2 separate regions of the Homo sapiens genome follow, and region 2 is linked to region 1. The links are chromatin loops, found by intact Hi-C in ENCODE. Cell type or tissue: heart right ventricle. All regions are shown on one strand. Links, peaks and the distances in the headings refer to the core of each region. The heading gives the core; the rest is flanking DNA. Region 1 has its middle 280 kb from the start of SESN3. Region 2 has its middle 230 kb from the start of SESN3.

Region 1 (2,813 bases), core at 159-2,658:
TTTCCAAATATATATATATATATATACACATGATAGTAATGGCTTAGGCTGAGCTAATAGACTGTAAAAATAGTTGGTTGAAAAGTGAGAACATCAAGCTGAAAACGCTTGTGATTTTCTGATCTTAACTGGAATGTTTTTTAAAACCTTAATTTCAGCAAACCTGTTTGTGTATATAGGGAGTGAGCCATAGGCACTGTGGAACATTTGACTCTTCCTGCTGCTAAACATGCTGGGAGAAAGAAGCTTCTGGAAGGTGGTTGAATTATTTTAAGCCATGACAAATTCCTTTACAAGAGGAAGGAGAAATAGTTTTCTAGTTGGTCCCTTTGCAGCTTAAAGGATCGGTCTTACGTGGGAGATGCCACCAGGTAACGGATCAGAGTCCTTGCTTCATGGTAGAGACTGGAAAATTCTGATCTATGGGATCTAAAACATTTGGCCAAAACTAAAGACTATGATAAAGTGGAAAGAAGAGAGTTAAACAAATGCATGAGAGAGAAAAAAAAGCAGGAGTAAGAAAGATTAGATTCCTGCTCAGTATGTGAGAAATGCAGACATGCTATATAATCCCAGCGAGCACAGTATTCATTAGGCTCACCAGCAGCTGTTTGGGGCTTAAGTTGCCATTGGTGGTGTTTTTCTAAGCCTGCTACCTTTTCAATTGACTATGTGAAAAGCATTCCTCAGAGGTAGGGTATGGTGCAGACTATGCTAAATTACAGAGGGTAATTTCCCTGAAGGGAGATGAGCTGCAGAAAGACAAAACCAAGGACTCGCGAGAAAAAAGTATTAATGGAGAAATGAAGAGTGCAAGGAGATGGAGTAGGCAGCGTTGGCCAGTAATGTAATAATTCAAAGACCGCAAGTAAAAAACAGCCTCCTGGGATGGGCCAGTTCGTCATGCACTCAGTCAAGAAAGGAAAACAAGAAGCCAGATACTGTGGTGAAATTGTTTTTCTGAGAGAGGAGCTGCTATAAATACAGATGCTTTGGGATAGAAGGAACAAGAGGCAAGAGAGCAAGCCTGGATTCCGAATGAGATGCAGATTCCAGCTCCAAGTATTAGTCCCAGGTATTGAAGGGAAAAACACTAAGGTGATGGGAGCTTCTAATATAAATGCCTTCATGTTATAAGATGATTAATTCAAGCTTATGTGTCAGGCAGAATCATAGACTCGGTAATAACATTGCCTTTTTGGTCTGAAGATCTTTCCCTAGGGGTGGAGGATAAGAAGGCAATTAAGAGGAGAACGTTAGGAGGAGCCACCCCAGGCACAATTCTGAAGGTGGACAGACCTTATGATGGCTCCCTAATTCCTGCCCCCTGGTGTTCACACCATGTATAATCCTCTTCACTTATGTGTGGGTGGGGCACACTCCCACCTGTGACTTGCTTCTAGGCAATAGACTCTGAGAAAGGTGGTAGTGCCACTCCCAGGATTAATTTAGGCTATTTATATAAGACTCCATCTTAGCAGACTGGAGCACGAGATTCTCCTTGCTGGCTTGTTAAAGCAAGCAGTTGGCTTGTTGAAGGAACTACAGGTGATCTCCAGGAACTGTAGGGAAATTCTAGGACCTGAGGTCATACAGCCACAAGAAAATGTTCTGCCATCAACTTGATGAGCTTGGATGTGGAGTCCCCAGTTGACCTCCAGATGAGAACGCAGGCTGGTTGAACCCCTTTTCTGCAGCTTTGTGAGACCCTGAAGCAGAGGACTCGCCTAAGCCATGCCCAAACTCCTGATGCACAGAAACTGTGAGATACTAAATGTGTGCTGGTTTAAGTCACTAAATGTGTAGTACTTGGAAACAGGTGAAAAAGAATAAAATAGGGCATCATATAACCTGTAAACCACAAATAGGAAAGTGGTCATGATGCCAGGTGTCACTATTAAATTACATTAAGACTTCCCTGATGTTCACGGCCCAAGGCCCACCTAATGTTAAGCTCTTGTCACCTCTGAATGTTCCTACTTTCCTTGAGATAGAATCCATTTGTTGTACTACTGACCAAAGGATGACAAAACGTGTTCCCAGTCTGTCAATATGGAAAGTTGCCCTATGCAAAGTTGTGAAGTGGGAAAATTTGTTTTCCTACTCTTTTGATGGTTTCTGTCCCCGTGCAGAACCTTTCGCCCAAAGGACATAAATAGCCTCTTCCTACCCCTTACCTTCCCTGCCCTACCCTATGCTCTGTACCCTTTTGAATTACCTTCTTTAAATCTTGCCTGTTTCTGTATCCTATTCCTCAGATCTTGCCTGGTATCAATGAATCCGTGCTTAGAGTAACCACAAGACACCAGCTTAATGAATCATCTCACCCCAATAGCATCTGTACTTTTTCACAGATGTCTTCAAAACTTTAACCATCAAGGAACTCAAGAAATTGATGAGCAGATATATGGTCTAGGCAAGTCTTCCAGGGCTCCACAAACCACACCACACAGGGACAATAGGAAACAGAGCTTTCTACTCTCTTACAGAAATCTGCCTTGCATTTCCTTCCCACTGCAGGCCTCTTGCTGGTTGAAGCCCATGTTGAGTGGCCATTGTGTGTATTCCAGAAGCAGTAACAGCAGCATCTGTGTAGTGCCTGGCAGGTATCAGACTTTCCTCCATGTGGAAAGGGCATTGGACAACTTGTTTTATCACAATATATTTCTCACATCTGAGTTTTTTTCAGAGTTCACCATTAAAGTATATAATTTCTGAGCTGCAGTGAAATGTGCCTTCCTTATGGAAGCAATGGGAGAGAAGCTAGGCAGTAGTCCCCCCCTTACCCATGGGAGATACATTTCAAGACCCCC
Region 2 (2,813 bases), core at 155-2,654, 50 kb after region 1:
ATGAGCCACTGTACCCAGCCACATCTTCTATAATTTAATAGAAAACTTTTTAAAGTGAAAGAGGCACTGCCAAGATGAATGGCATTGTAAGGACATGATATTATCTAATATTGTTCAGCAGTTGGATATGCAGACACCAATGACAGGGAATCTGTTGCTGTTGGTGTGCCTGGGTCTGGTTCCCTGTGTCACCAGAGTCGGTGAGCACTGCCTGAGACACGTGTGGAGGTGGGTCTCTGCTGAGCCTCCTGTCCTCATAAGGACAGTGGAAAGAACAGTTTGAAGAGTGGGCTCTTTCTGTGGTTGTAGGGGAGTCATTCTGCAGCATGAGCTCCGTCACAGGCATCCGTAAGGACTGGAGCTTAGAGAGCCTCAGTATCACAGAGTTCCTCTTCCCCCCCCCCCCGCCACTGGTATTCCACAAGGACAGGCCAGAGAAAATATTCTCTTCTGCCTAGCCCATTTGTCGACTGGTTGGGGTGAGCATGAGAAATCATACATCCTGATCCAGATATGGCATCTTCCCCTACTCATTATATCCCACCAAATTGGGAAGCTGGCGTGGGGAGCAGGTGAGAAGGCCACCTTCGATGTCCCCCAAACCACTCTCCATTACAGTCACAGCCTTGAAAGGGCACCAAAGCATTTGGCATGGACACCTCCTCTTGCAATCTACTGCCCTCCCACCCACCATTTTCATTCATTCTTTCAGCAATTAAGTATTTAAGAACTTCTAAATGCCAGCATCTGTTCCAGGCACTGGGGATATAGTAGTGAATAAAAATTTTTTAAAGTTCTTACTGTATGAGACTTAACAATCTAGAGTTGTGCTGTCCAGTATGGAAGCTACTAGCTAATGTAGCTATTTAAATTTCAAGTAATTAAAATCAAATAAAATTAAAAGCACAGTTTTCTCAGAGCCACATCCTAGGTGCTCAGTAGTCACATGTGGCCATGGCTACCCTATTGGGCAGCTCAGAAATAGAATATTTCCATCATTACAGACACTTTCTTTGGATAGCAGTCTTCTAGAAAGAGGAGAAGTATAGAAAAGTAATGAGAAAATAAATAGAAAAATATATTATATGTTGGATGGCAATAAAAAGTGCTTTAGAGAAATATTAAGTAGAATAAGGGACCTAGAGAGTACTCTGGGATAAGGGGGATGAGGCCAGAGTGGTGGAGACACCACCCTGATCATCAGAGCTGATCACCACACTTACTGTTGAAATATTAAAATATATCCTTACCGATTGTTAGACAAGCATGGCCTGAAGCCACTCTACTGCTGCCCTGTCCACCACGTTGGCTGTCCTGGCTCCTGTTTTGGAATACTTCCCCCAGCTCAGCCATGAAAAGATAAATTCCTGGCTCAGGAGGGGACAGCCAGGTCCCTGATCCTGCCCTGTACCCTTGGCTGTTGTGATTGGTCAGTTCTCATGCCAAAATGTTTAAAAGATACTACAAATATCACTCTTGCTGGCATGTCATTTAAGCAGGTCTCCAAGGAAGTAAGGCCAGAAGCCATGGGGGTATGTGGAGCAAAGTATTCCAGGCAGAGGAAACATCAAATGCAATGGCCCAGAGGCTGGAGCGTGCTTGGTGTAGTCCAGGAAGAGCAAGAGGCCGCTGTGGCTCCAGCGTGGTGACCAAGCCTTCCGGAATGTAGCAGATAAAGTCAGAGTTGTAAGGGGAGTTGTGGATCACATAAGGCCTTATAGGCCATTTATATCCATTATTTCTTGCCACAATAATTCTGTATTTAAAAAAAAATCAAGCGGCTTAAATCAATAAGCATCTTCTACTGCTCATAAGACTATCTATGGTTCAGCTGAACTCTGATGATCTTGACAAGGCTCAGCTTACCTCAGCTGGTCTTGCACATTGAGGATCAGGTGTTGGCTTGGCTCAAAGCTGGCTAGTCCGGGGTGGTCTCATTCCCATATCTGACTGTTGACTGGCTGCCAGCTAGGACATGTGACTAGACCACATGTCTCTCATCATCCTGAAGGCTGGCCCAGGCTTGTTTACATGGGGACGGCAGGGTTCCAAGATGCCCAGAGGTGGCACATTGTCATTTATGCTGCATTCTGCAGGTCAAAGAAAATCACAGGGCCTGCCCAGATTCAAGGGGTGAGGAATAGACTCCACCTTTTGCTGGGAGGGGCTATACAGTGGCTTTGCAAGGGAGGCAGATACAGGAAGGGGTGGATAATTGCAGCTGTTTATGCAATCAATTTACTCACCATTGTAAAGACTTTGACTTTTATCCCAAGTATTAAAGGATGCCATTAAAATTTGGAGGAAAAGTGGGTTGTCATATGATTCGCTTTACATGTAAAGTGATTCCTCTGGCAATTGTGTTGAGCATAGACTATAGGGGGTAGGGACAGAGGCAGGGACACAGGTTAGGAAGTGTTGTGACAAACTGGGAGGGAGAATGGTGACCTGGGAAGTGATGCTAGTGGTGGAGTTGATAAGAAGTAGCATATTTTGGATTAGGTTACAGTTGAGCCAATGACTTATGTGTTAATTAGAGAAAGAGAGGTGTCAAGGATGGCTCTAGGGCTTTTGGCCTGTGCAGCTAGTAAAGTAGAGTGGCCATCAACTGAAATGGAGAAAGTGATGGGCAAAGTAGGCTTGTGAGGAAAAACTCAGAGCTTCTTTTGGACATACAGAACTTCATATATCTATTAAACATCAAAGTGGCAATGTCGGTTACGCAGTTAGACATGCTAGCCTGGATTTGGGATGGAGAAATAAATGTGGGAGTTGTTGGCATGTGGATGGTGTTTAAAGGCATGAGAGCAAAT

What was found. A loop is a pair of places that touch in the nucleus more often than their neighbours do. Peaks named below come from ENCODE experiments on the same cell type or tissue, not always from the same donor. Only the 100,000 strongest peaks of a DNase experiment are listed, where the experiment ranks them.
Region 2: a loop joins it to region 1, with 2.1 times the contacts of the local background. A loop is called at or near these places in 3 of 110 quality-filtered maps.

The regions. Positions count from the first base shown.
Region 1 is chr11:95,506,501-95,509,313 of GRCh38, reverse strand. No RefSeq gene overlaps it. Among named protein-coding and RNA genes, the nearest start is that of SESN3, 280 kb to the right of the region's middle. In heart right ventricle, for the core only: a CTCF peak has its summit at 1,293 (motif pointing left); no DNase peak of the experiment used is centred there; H3K27ac peaks cover 563 bases.
Region 2 is chr11:95,456,070-95,458,882 of GRCh38, reverse strand. No RefSeq gene overlaps it. Among named protein-coding and RNA genes, the nearest start is that of SESN3, 230 kb to the right of the region's middle. In heart right ventricle, for the core only: no CTCF peak of the experiment used is centred there; no DNase peak of the experiment used is centred there.